2 separate regions of the Homo sapiens genome follow, and region 1 is linked to region 2. The links are chromatin contacts, found by Hi-C in ENCODE. All regions are on one chromosome and are shown on one strand. Each heading gives the region's core, a stretch centred on a gene start or an enhancer-like site at or near the end of the contact. The rest is flanking DNA. Distances are from core to core; before and after follow the strand shown.

Region 1 (5,648 bases), core at 1,023-3,522, 990 kb before region 2:
GAATCCCGGCTCTGTTACTTACAAGTTATGCCACGTCAAGCAAATATTTTTTCAAATTTAAAACCAGTAACAATGTTTTCTCAAGTTGACATATCATTTAAAGCAAAAGCAAAAAACTCATAAAAATTAATTTTTAAAAATGACTAAACATTTGAGTATTACAGCTTGTGGAGAATGGGCTGGCTGTGTATATATACCTGAAGGCAAGGGTTGGGGTGAGGGAAGGCATGTTTTTGTTTTAAGTGAGAGAGAACTGAACTGGTTTTAATGCTGAGGAGAAGAAATCAGTTAAAAGTAAAGAGAGGTGTGGGCCCGGCGTGGTGGCCCCCACCTGTAATGCCAGCACTTTGGGAGGCTGAGGCAGCAGGGTCACTTGAGGGTAGGTGCTTGAGACCAGCCTGGGCAATATAACTAAACCCCATCTCTACAAGAAGTTTTTTAAAAACTTAGCTAGGTGTGGCAGTGCATGCCTATAGTTCCAGATACTCAGGAGGCTGAGGAGGGAGGTTCACTTGAGTCCAGGAATTTGAGGTTGCAGTGAGTGATGATCCTGTACTCCAGCTTGAGCAGCAGAGCAAAATAAATAAATAAATAAAAGTTGAGAAAGGTGACAGACAAGGAATGGAATCCAGAAGACAGGTGAAGAGATCAGAGATCAGCTTTGGAGAAAGGCTACCTCCTCCACTGTAGTAACATGGAAGGCAGAGCAGGTGGACATTGGATATGAGGAAGTTTGCAGACATAGCTGGATGCCAGAGTAGTTCCCTTTATATGGATTCAGTTTTGTCCAAGTAGAGAGCAAAGTCGTCTGTGTGGAGTGAGGGGGTAAAAGACTGAGTGATCAGAGGCCTGAGGTAAAGGGGCAAGTGTGGAATCTCTCATGCAAAGAGAGCTCAGCAGGACTGCCAGGAATGCTCAGGGCCCAGAGGACCGCTAGAGAAACAGAATGCTCCTCCCTAGGCATGGGAACTACATATCTGGACAGGTGAGAGCACACTCTCTGGAGGTGAGTCAGCACATACCTCGCTTAGATATGAAACTACCAATGATAAAAGAGCATTTGTGTTTTGTCTCTTGGTTCCCACGAGTGCAGTCTAAGTAATGGTTTGCACATCCTCCCAGCTGGAGACCTCCATCCGGTTCCCTAGGATGGTCATTACCCATCTCAGGTCCCAATTAGTCAAATGTATAACATAGCACTCAGGGAGGCTGCAAAATTAGCTGAAAAAACTTAGACACAGCACCATAATACGTTTTTATCAGAAGCAGCTTTTCCGGTACTTAACACAAAGGGCCACAGGCAGGCCTCAGGTCAATACATGGACTTGTTCAAGATGATCTGTCAGGTATTATCAGACATCTTTTCATCCCATTTTCATTTACTTCAATAATGGTTTCTGAACTTGTGTTATACTTGGCCAACAGTCAGGACCTGCCTAAAGAACTCACTAATTTAGCATTTATCTCAACAGGAAAAAAATAGTATTTCAGAGACTCCTTTGTGGGAGGATGAAGGTAAATGTAGTTTGCCCCAAAATTAGTCTATTGCAAACTAAGATGTTTTGTGAGTGTACCTAAGGAAATGCAAGCTTGGAAGACCTAATTTTTCAAGAAAACTTTTACTTTTAAAATATATATCCTTAAACTTCATAGTTTGTGTATAATGTTTAAGTTAATCTAAAAATTCTGGGACTAAAGTTGCCTCTTATTTATAAAACAAACCTAGACCTCAATTTTAATTTGGGGTTAAAACATGTTAATAAAGAGAGAGAAATATAGGAGAAAACTGACACCCATTTACCAACCATTACATTCTTTTTACCCAAAGAGAGCTTAAAACGCCTTTCTAAAAGGACAAAACCTAGAAGAAAATTCCAAAGAGAAGTAAGAAAGAGAATAACCCTTCCCTAAAACCCAGCTGCAAGGCTGGGAAGAATGTTTTGGTGCTCCGCTTAAATGTGGCTTGCTCACGTGAATGCGTTCTGTTTGATAATGGGCCATACAATGCCATTGTCTGATCACAAAGCTTGTTGCTAACAAATGCAACAGCAGCTTGTTGCTTAGATGGTTCTGTTTATTTTTGCCTCAGAAAGCGAATGCCACATTCAGAGCTAAATGACTAACGTGGAGCTCATGCATCCCATGCTGCTGGCATGCAAAAATCCTTGTAAATCCAGTGATGCAGATGAATACATTTCTTTGTGGCCTTAAAACCCATTCATCCAAGAAATATTCACATCAAGAAAAGTATAGGCGAGTGGGTGTGTGACAACACCCCGTGACCCAGCTCATGCCAGAGTTATGTGGCTGTTTCTCTATAGAGTGTTAAGTAGTAACACTGTGCATTGTTAGAAACTGGGTTAATCACACAACATTTAATCTAGCTTTAAAAAGAAGTGGCCAGTGAAACACCGGATGGCAGTGTGTCTTTAAACTGGTGCCAAGATGAACACACACATGATGTTAGGTTAGTGCAAAAGTAATCACGGGTTTCGCCATTACTTTTAATGGCAAAAAAAGTGATTACTTTCGCACTAACCTATAATATTCCAAAGCAATTAGTTCAAATATTTACTGTTTTTCCGTCTAGATAGTCTAGGTTCTACTGAGATCAGAGCAAAAGGAAATGGGTGAATTTGGGTTCATTTGGTGAAAAAGACATTTATATTAGACATTAGGTAAACCCTTTTGGCTACAAAGACATTACAACAGACTTACGAATAACATCACAGAAATGCTTTTCGCTATAAATCCCCTGCCCATGATATAATTCTTCCTTAAGCAAGTGAAGTGGCTTGCAGTAAAACAAAAACAGCAACATCTAACGACAACTGTTAGATGCTATTTCTAATGAGGCAGCAGAGAGCAAAGTAACTTAAAGTGCAAACTCATGACTCCAGAAATAGTACAACTGGATTAAAATGGCACCACTGTGCTTTTCAGGTATAAAAAAAGAAAAACACCAACAGTAGAATATTTTCCTTCCCTCATAACATGCTATCATGTTCCAGGGCATATCATAATGGCAGCATCCTCAGCAGACTCACTGAGGGATTTAATGGATAATACAGGGCAGGGTTTCTCAACCTCAGCACTACTGACATTTTGGACAGGGTAGTTCTCAGCTGTGGGGGGCTGTCCTGTGTACTGCAGGATGTTTAGCAGCATGCCTAGCCTCTACCACTAGATGCCAGTAGCATCCCTTCCCCCAAAGACGACAACCAAAAATGTCTCCAGACTATTGTCACATGTCCCCTGGGGAGCAAAACTGCCACCTCCTACCCTCCACCTGGCCCCACTTAGCAGTGCTGATACAGAGGTACAACCTGCTCCTCTAACAAGAAGGTTAGAGCAAACAGAGGACAAGGCCGCACCCTCCTTCCCCTTCCCTCACTCCTCAACATGGGCTCTCTTCTCTCCTCTGCCCAGGATGCTCAGGTCTTCTCGTGAAATGCAGGCAATCGACATATGGAATAGAGACTTCCTCCCTAGAAAATGCTGGTTCTCCAATCAACTGTATGTGCACTGACAGACTAACCAGCTGTTGAATCTTTCTTGTATATTCAAATAAAAGTTTTAGGCTGGATGTGGTGGCTCATGCCTGTAATACCAGCACTGTGCAGGGCTGAAGTGGGAGGATGGCTTGAGGCCAGGAGTTTAAAACCAGCTTGGGCAACACAGCAAGACTCTGTCTCTATAAAAAAAAATTTAGGCCCGGTGTGGTGGCTCACGCCTGTAATTCCAGCACTTTGGGAGGCTGGGGCAGGCAGATCACATGAGGCTGGGAGTTGGAGACCAGTCTGATCAACATGGAGAAACCCCTTCTCTACTAAAAACACTAAATTAGCCGGGCATGGTGGCGCATGCCTGTAATCCCAGCTACTCGAGAGGCTGAGCCAGGGGAATTGCTTGAACCCAGGAGGTGGAGGTTGAGGTGAGCCGAGATGCGCCATTTCACTCCAGTCTGGGCAACAAGAGCAAAACTCCATCTCAAAAAAACAAAATAAGTTTAAAAATTAGCCAGGCGTGGTGGCATGCACCTGTAGTCCTAGCTACTCAGGAGGCTGAGGCAGAAGGATCACTTGAGCCCAGCAGGTCGAGGCTGCAGTGAGCCGTGATCACTAAAGCCAGGAGTTTGAGGTTACAGTGAGCTATGATCACGTCTCTATGTTCCAGCCTGGGTGACAGAGTGAGAACATGTCTCTAAAATATAAATAAGTAAACAGAAGTTTTACTAAATCCTCTTGATGGAAGGGTTCAAGAAACAGGTATATATTTACTTAGGGACTAGTCAAGATTTGAAGTGAGAAATGGTACTTGACCTCTTAACACAAAGCTGGCAGCAATTCTCAGTAGTTACCAATCATCACAGACTTCTTCAAAATTATCTAGAAATCACCTCAACAGTTGCTAAGGAACTCAAAAAAATATTTGCCTTACTTTTCAACCTGAGGCTGGTATGTCCTTTTTTGAAAAGAACAAATGGGCTTCTCTTACCACTCTAAACACCTGAGATTTCATAGTCTAACGTGTCACTCCACTTCAGTGGAGAGTATATTTGAGGAATAGCAGAAATCGTACAGGAGTTGATGGCGGAATCACTCACTTTATGATGGAGAAGAGTACAGAGACACATGGACTTTGTGCAGCCCGGCCAGGGTGTGCCCACTGTGTGCCCTGCCTTGCTTTTTTTTTTTTTTTTTTTTTTTGAGACAGAGTCTCGCTCTGTCGCCCAGGCTGAAGTGCAGTGGTGCAATCTCAGATTACTGCAAGCTCCGCCTCCCAGGTTCATGCCATTCTCCTGCCTCAGCCTTCCAAGTAGCTGGGACTACAGGTGCCCACCACCACGCCCGGCTAATTTTTTGTATTTTTAGTAGAGACGGGGTTTCACTGCGTAAGCCAGGATGGTCTCGATCTCCTGACCTCGTGATCCACCCACCTCGGCCTCCCAAAGTGCTGGGATTACAGGCGTGAGCCACCACGCCCTGCACCTTCGTTTAATGTCTTGGTGCTGGAACTCCTAGCACTCCCCTTGGTTTAAGGCCCTCCAACAGGCTTGCAATATGTTTTTAAAGGAATAATATAGCAATTAAATCCACATATAAAATTACAAGCAGAACCCCGTTCCCAAATCAGCACTGTGAGCTGAGCAGATTTGAGATATACACCCGGAACTCAGATCTGACCCATACAATGCTTGTTGTGAGCAGGAGCCCAGGACGAAACTCAGGAGACTTGGGCTCAAGTTTCGGATTTGTGTGTGACTAACTAGCTCTATTCAAACCAGGTCAGTTGTTTAACATCTCTGGACATGAGCTTTATTTGTTATAAAATGCAGGTGTTAGAGTCTACGAGGACTAAAGTTCTTCTTGGGGAGAGAGGGTGAGTAGAGTTGGTTATAAACTCATGAGACTATAGTGAGTGCAATGGAAGTGCCCGAGCCCACAGACCTTCAGGCAGGGAATGAGTGGGGGCCAGGTGGTGACAGTGGGGAAGGGACAGCAGGCACTGGAGGTAGTGCTGGAGGTTCAAGGACTGGGCAGGGAGGAACCCTCGCAAGAGCCCTTGGGGCAATGGCAGGGAAACAGCCTGAGAGGTGGTTGGCTCTAACAGAACACCACAGACTGCATGGCTTTCGAACAACAGAC
Region 2 (5,740 bases), core at 3,027-5,526:
TGGAGGGGAGCCGTGTGAGCAGAGATGGCAGAGATGGCATGGCAAGAGCAAGCAAGCGTGTGGGGAGGCGCCAGGGTCATTTTAACAACCAGCTCTCTTGGGAACTAATGGAGCAAGAATGCATTCATTACCATGAGGAGGGCACCAAGCCATTCATGAGGGATCCCCATGACCCCCATGGGACCCCCACGGGACCCCCATGACCCAAACACCTCCCACCAGGCCCCACCTTCAACACCGGGGATCACATTTCAACCTGAGATGTGGAGGGACACACATTCCAACTATAGCGAGCTGCTACAGAGCTTGAGCTGGTGACTGACATGCAAATCCAGAGGCTAAATGTTGTTTTCAAGAGAAGACAGAAATTTTTACTTTTTTATTGAGGCAGAGTCTCACTCTGTCGCCCAGGCTGGAGTGCAGTGGCATGATCTTGGCTCACTGCAAGCTCTGCCTCCCGGGTTCACGCCATTCTCCTGCCTCAGCCTCCCGAGTAGCTGGGACTACAGGCGCCCGCCACCACGCTCAGCTAATTTTTTGTATTTTTAGTAGAGACGGGGTTTCACTGTGTTAGCCAGGATGGTCTCGATCTCCTGTCCTTGCGATCCACCCGTCTCGGCCTCCCAAAGTGCTGGGATTACAGGAGTGAGTCACTGCGCCTGGCCAAATTGTGATATTTTAAGTGTAAACTATCTCAATGGGAATATTGATAACAATTCATATATATTTTTTAAACTGCATGACCCAAATGAAACAGGTCTGTGTGCCTGATTTGCAGCCTCTGGACTATTATGTGCAAGTGGAATCCTGTGGCTTGGGGTCAGGAAGCAATGCTGCAGGCCTCTGGGTAAGGGATGGGGACTTCCCCGAATGGAGTGGGAATTCCCACTGCCGGTCCTTCTGGAAAGTGGCCTGTCCTAGGACAGGAACTGAGGAACAGGGAGGCAGAGTTTGCCTCCCATGGGTGGAGGAGCTCCTTCTCTCACCGAGTCTCTGGAGGGCTGCCCTGCATGGTCGGGGGCAGGTGTGCTCACAGCACCCTGGTGGGGCAGGCCCTGCTCCAGGGAGGCAAGCTCGGGGGGCCTGACTGAGCGGCAGCAGTAGCAGCCCCAAGTCCCCCTGTTTTGAGCGTCCCTTCTGCTGACACTTCAAACAATGCCTGGTTAAAGGTTATAGCCCAGCTTAAGCTGGGTGCGGAGAGGAATGAGGTGGAGCAGAGGAGAAGGTGGGGAGCGCGTGCTCCTTCTGCAAGGCCTAAGTCAGGGGACTCAGTGGCACCAGAACAGTGGTCATCTTGGGAGTGCCAACAGCTGGGAAGGCAGTCCTGGTCGCTCAGGAGCGGGGAAGAAGAGCAGACGCTCAGGTACGTGGGAACCTATTCCAGAACACGTGTGACACAGCCCAGGGGAACCCCCAGAAATAATAGAAAGGTGCTTTGAGGGGTTTAACTTCCCATGTGGGCAGACGGGAAATGCATGCAATTGGTTGTAATTAGAGTATTGATGGAAACTTGCCCCCTTTTTTTGTAGACACACGTGGTTGAAGCCGGGCCCTTCGTTTGAAGAAATGACAATAGATGTTTGCCTGGAGTTTTAGCGTTTACAAAGTGATCCACTAACACCGTCTCATGGAATCTTCACATCAACGGTGGGGAGAAGGTGTTGTAGGCATTACGATCTCTGTTATAGATGTGGAATCTGGGGCTCACTGTTTGGGTAACTTGTCCGAGGTCATGCAGCTAGTAAGACTCAGATACAAATGCAGGTCTCAGAATTCTAAACCAGGGTTTTCCTCTCTGCCTGGCACTCAGGGACAAGGTGAGGGGATGAACTACTCTAGTCCACTGTTATGGGTTGAATTTTATCCCCCTAAAAGATAGGTTGAAGTACCTATGGATGTGGCCTATTTGGAAATTGAGTCTTTACAGATGTAACCAAATTAAGATGAGGTCATTAAGGTGGGCCTTCATCCAAAAGACTATTGTCCTTGTAAGAAAAGGGAAATTTGGCTAGGCATGATGGCTCACGCCTGTAGTCCTAACATTTTGGGAGGCCAAGACAGGAAGTTTGCTTGAGGTCAGGAGTTTGAGACCAGCTTAGGCAACATAGTGAGACTGCATCTTTACAATTAAAAAAAATTTTTTTTTAATTACCAGGGTATGGTGGCTGGCTTATGCCTGTGGTCCCAGCTACTCAGGAGGCTGAAGCAGGAGGATTGCTGGAGCCCAGGGGTTTGAGGCTGCAGTGAGCTATGATTGTGCCATTGCACTTCAGCCTGGGCCACAGAGTGAGAACCCCACTCTAAAAACAAGAAGATGAACAAGAAGAAGGAGAAGAAGAAGAAGGAGAAGGAGAAGGAGAAGGAGGGGAAGGGGAAGGGGAAGGAGAAGGAGAAGGAGGGGAAGGGGAAGGGGAAAGGGAAGGAAATGGAGAAAGGAAGAAGAAAAAGGAAGAAGAAGAGGAAGAGGAAAAGGAGGAAGAGAAACAAGAAGGAGAAGAAGAAGAAGAAGGAGGAGGAGGAGGAGGAGGAGGAAATTTGGACACAGGTGCTCACAGGGAGAAGAAGGCCATGTGGAGACAGACACAGAGGGAAGAAGATGTGAGACAGATGAGGGCAATGCTGCTAACAGCCAAGGACCTCCTGGGGCTACTACACACTGGAGGAGGCGAGAAAGGGTCCTCCCTTCAGGGCTTTGGAGGGAGCACCGTCCAGCTCACACCTTGATTTTAGACTTCCAGCCTCCGGAGTCGAGAGGGAATGCACCGGTGTTGTTTAAGCCACCCTGCTGTGGTATCTGTTATGGCGGCACAGGCAGAAATAGGGACACAAGTGCAGGTTCAGGGCAAGGTGTGCGAGCACACTCAGTCCCTGGCCTCGGAGTCTCTCTGGATGGCTTCTTGCCTAGGGTGACTGACAGAGGGATGGATGATATGAAAAGGCAGCTGTTCTCCTCCCGACCTAACCCCAATTCTTACTCCATGGGTTCATGACAGCCCATTCTGCTGGAGACTGTGTCTTAAAACTTTCTCCCCTAGTTTCTCTCAAGTACCCCTCGTGAGCTGTGATTTCACTGGGCTTTCAACTCTTAGGCCATTTTCTTTGTGCCTTTCTATCAAAGCTTTATATCAACTCAAACCATGTCTATAGTAGTTTTCCATTTTCCTTTTTTTCTTTTTTAATGATTGTAATTTTTTCAAATGGATTATGTATTTTTATATCTTTTTTCTTTTGAATTTACTTCTTTTTTAAGAGCCATTTTTTGTTTGGAGCAAAATTGAGCAGAAAGTCCGGGGAGTTCCTCGCTGCTCCCACACACACAGCCTCCCCGCTGTCGATATCTGGCACCGGAGGGGTCTGACCCTTACAAGTGAGGAGCCTATGTTGATGCACCATTATCACCCAAAGCTCATAGTTTACACGAGGGCCCACTCTTGCTGTGGAACCACGTTCCTTTTCCCCACGTGTTTTTGCATCCCTTTTCTTTTTTCTACCTTCCCAAACCCTGTGATGTTCGGAAGAGCTATGATCCCTATTCTATAGAGAGGACACTCAAGGAAGCAGCTGATAAGTAGAACCAGGACTCAAACCCAGATCTCATAACTCTAAATCCAGCAGTGGTAGTTTTTTCTCTTTAATACAATTATGACACTCCCTTTTGAACTTGTGATATATACCTGCCGCTAACACACACACACACACACACACACACACACACACACACACACACACCTTGAGAGGCTGTTGCCAATTGTTCTTTAGGCATCACACACAGCCCCGGCACACAGCAGGGGCTTAATAGATATTCCTTACATCGAAGTTGAAAGTCTTGTCTCAACATTCTGCTCTCACACACTCGCCTACAAACTCATCAAATAATAGAGCATCGATTCTCATTCTCTCCCTCTCCCTTCCTTTTAAATCTCCTGGGGCTTAGAATCCATAATTTGTGGAATTCCCGCATTCCCACAGGTGTCCTGGGAGGTGGGCAGGGCCAACACTTCAGCAGCTTCTGCAACGCAGCAGACTCCTGGGCCTGATGTGCTAGCTGCCCATTTGCTATGGGCCTTCGCTCCCCAGAAGCACCTCTCTGGGTATGGGGCAAACACCCCTCATTGCTGCAATGCAGCCTCTGCTGGAGTGAAACAGGATGCTTGATTTCTATTGCGTCAGTAGCAACACTGCCCAGAGGTCTAAGAGAGGAAGTCAGAGCAAAGCCCATCAAAGCCCACCCAGAACAGCAGGGAAATTCCAAGTCATCGGTTTCTAGTTCTCCCCATGCGTGTGGTGGCCCTGCTTTGTGGTGAGCCTCCAGGACTGTCCTGCTGTGCCTCTGAAGCACCTGCTCACAGAAGGGTGACCCATTGAGGCATGCAGTGGGTTGATACAAATGTCAACTCCAGCCCCTGTCATCAGCTAAAGGTCAGCAAATGAGTTCTCTGGCATTTGGGGTCTGCAGGAGCAAGTGAGTACTGTGAACACCTGCAGTGTGGAGACCACGTCCATCTAATTGGCGTCTATGGGGCCCAGTGCCAGGCTGGGCCCAAGTGTCGATTCAGGAAGGGTGTCTCAGGATGCAGAAGCCGCCTGATGCGTGCAGAGGTGGATAGGCCTTCAGCCTGCTCTCCTCCTCTGTCCTGCAGACCGGGTGAGTTATGTTAGCCTCTGCTTTCCCTTCCTGTCCTGAGCACAGCAATCGGGACAACCACACATCCTCTGAGAGATGATAAAAATAATGAGACCAAGAAGACTGCACCCAAATCGATGTTTTGTCTTTGCGCAGACCCCATAGTGTGTCTTGTGCTGCAGAGGGAAGCACCTGGCATCTTGGGGCCTCTTCTCTGCCCCCTCCCCACTTTGGGGAGGGGTTTTGTCGGGGGCAGCCTCCATCCTTTGGAATCCTGTCTGTGCTCTGATTCTCCCTGATGGTCTTTATAGCTTTGCATTATTTTGCTTTCAGAGAACAGAGAAATGTGAATAAGAACAGAAACATGGCACCGGTGTCCTCAGCTTCTTCCCCACCTTCACAGAACTGCTGCTGCAAACTAGTAGTTTTGAGAAATGATGAAAAACCTGTGGTTTTCCCCAAATTCCAAGAATCAGAGGCAGATTCTAGGAGGGTGAAGATGGTGTGGGCTCAAAAATGGTCATGCGGCACATCTTCTGAGGAGATATGCTGCCCATTAAAAGGGCAAAACAGGAGTTGGTGTGTGGGCAGTTCCCGCATCACACATAAAGGCTTCACCAGTGAGGCTCAGCCCAGGAACTGCCTGCCCTTGAGGCTGGGGGCTCACAAAGAAAGCTTTCCCCCAGCTTCTGATGTCCATGAAGAGCAGAGAGCATGCTGGTGGTGATTCATAACCCCCTGAAATGTATCCTCAGTTTGCCAGAGAAAAATTTCTAGGACCCACCTAATAAGTTCATTCATTGGTTCCCAGACTCGGCAGGTTTTACCAGATCCCTCACGACTGGTCCCAGCTTCTCTCCCAGCACATTACTTGAAGGTACACAAATAGTCCACTGTGCTTTGTTTCCTCTGTTTCTTCCAATTCTCTCTTCTGCTTGACCAGCTTGTACTTGAAGATCTAGGTTTTGGGAGATTCCCGGGATTGCTGCCAGGCACTGCCTGCCCCCATCTGAGTAAGGGGTGTAAACCCCAAGAGTATCTGAGACAAGTGTCAGTTAATCTAGGATTGTATATTGCCAAGGTTAAGAACATGCCCAGGACACAGCCTTGGGAGGT

The links. Hi-C counts contacts between places; a loop is a spot of excess contacts on that map. Pooled maps may share reads with other maps.
Region 1: a pooled map shows a loop between it and region 2 (4-fold over the local background). The contact joins the enhancer-like site here to the promoter of MYL12BP2 in region 2. A Hi-C loop is called at or near these places in 3 of 37 single-sample maps with no recorded cell type and 2 of 50 pooled maps.

Annotation. Positions count from the first base shown.
Region 1 is chr4:185,302,720-185,308,367 of GRCh38, reverse strand. All of the region lies in intron 6 of SNX25 (sorting nexin 25), which reads right to left. Among named protein-coding and RNA genes, the nearest start is that of LRP2BP, 90 kb to the left of the region's middle. RefSeq lists a silencer at 1,879-2,173 and enhancers at 1,697-2,197, 2,283-2,342, 3,378-3,567, 4,456-4,555. Within about 2 kb of position 2,272, at least 11 of the 41 ENCODE cell types and tissues checked have a DNase peak (open chromatin) inside an H3K27ac peak, as active enhancers do.
Region 2 is chr4:184,312,865-184,318,604 of GRCh38, reverse strand. It overlaps MYL12BP2 (MYL12B pseudogene 2), which reads left to right and starts at 4,276. Exons shown (of 3, transcript XM_047416561.1): 1 at 4,276-4,300; 2 at 4,457-4,645. The coding sequence starts at 4,276. RefSeq lists enhancers at 624-1,123, 3,806-3,965, 4,096-4,365, 4,284-4,785.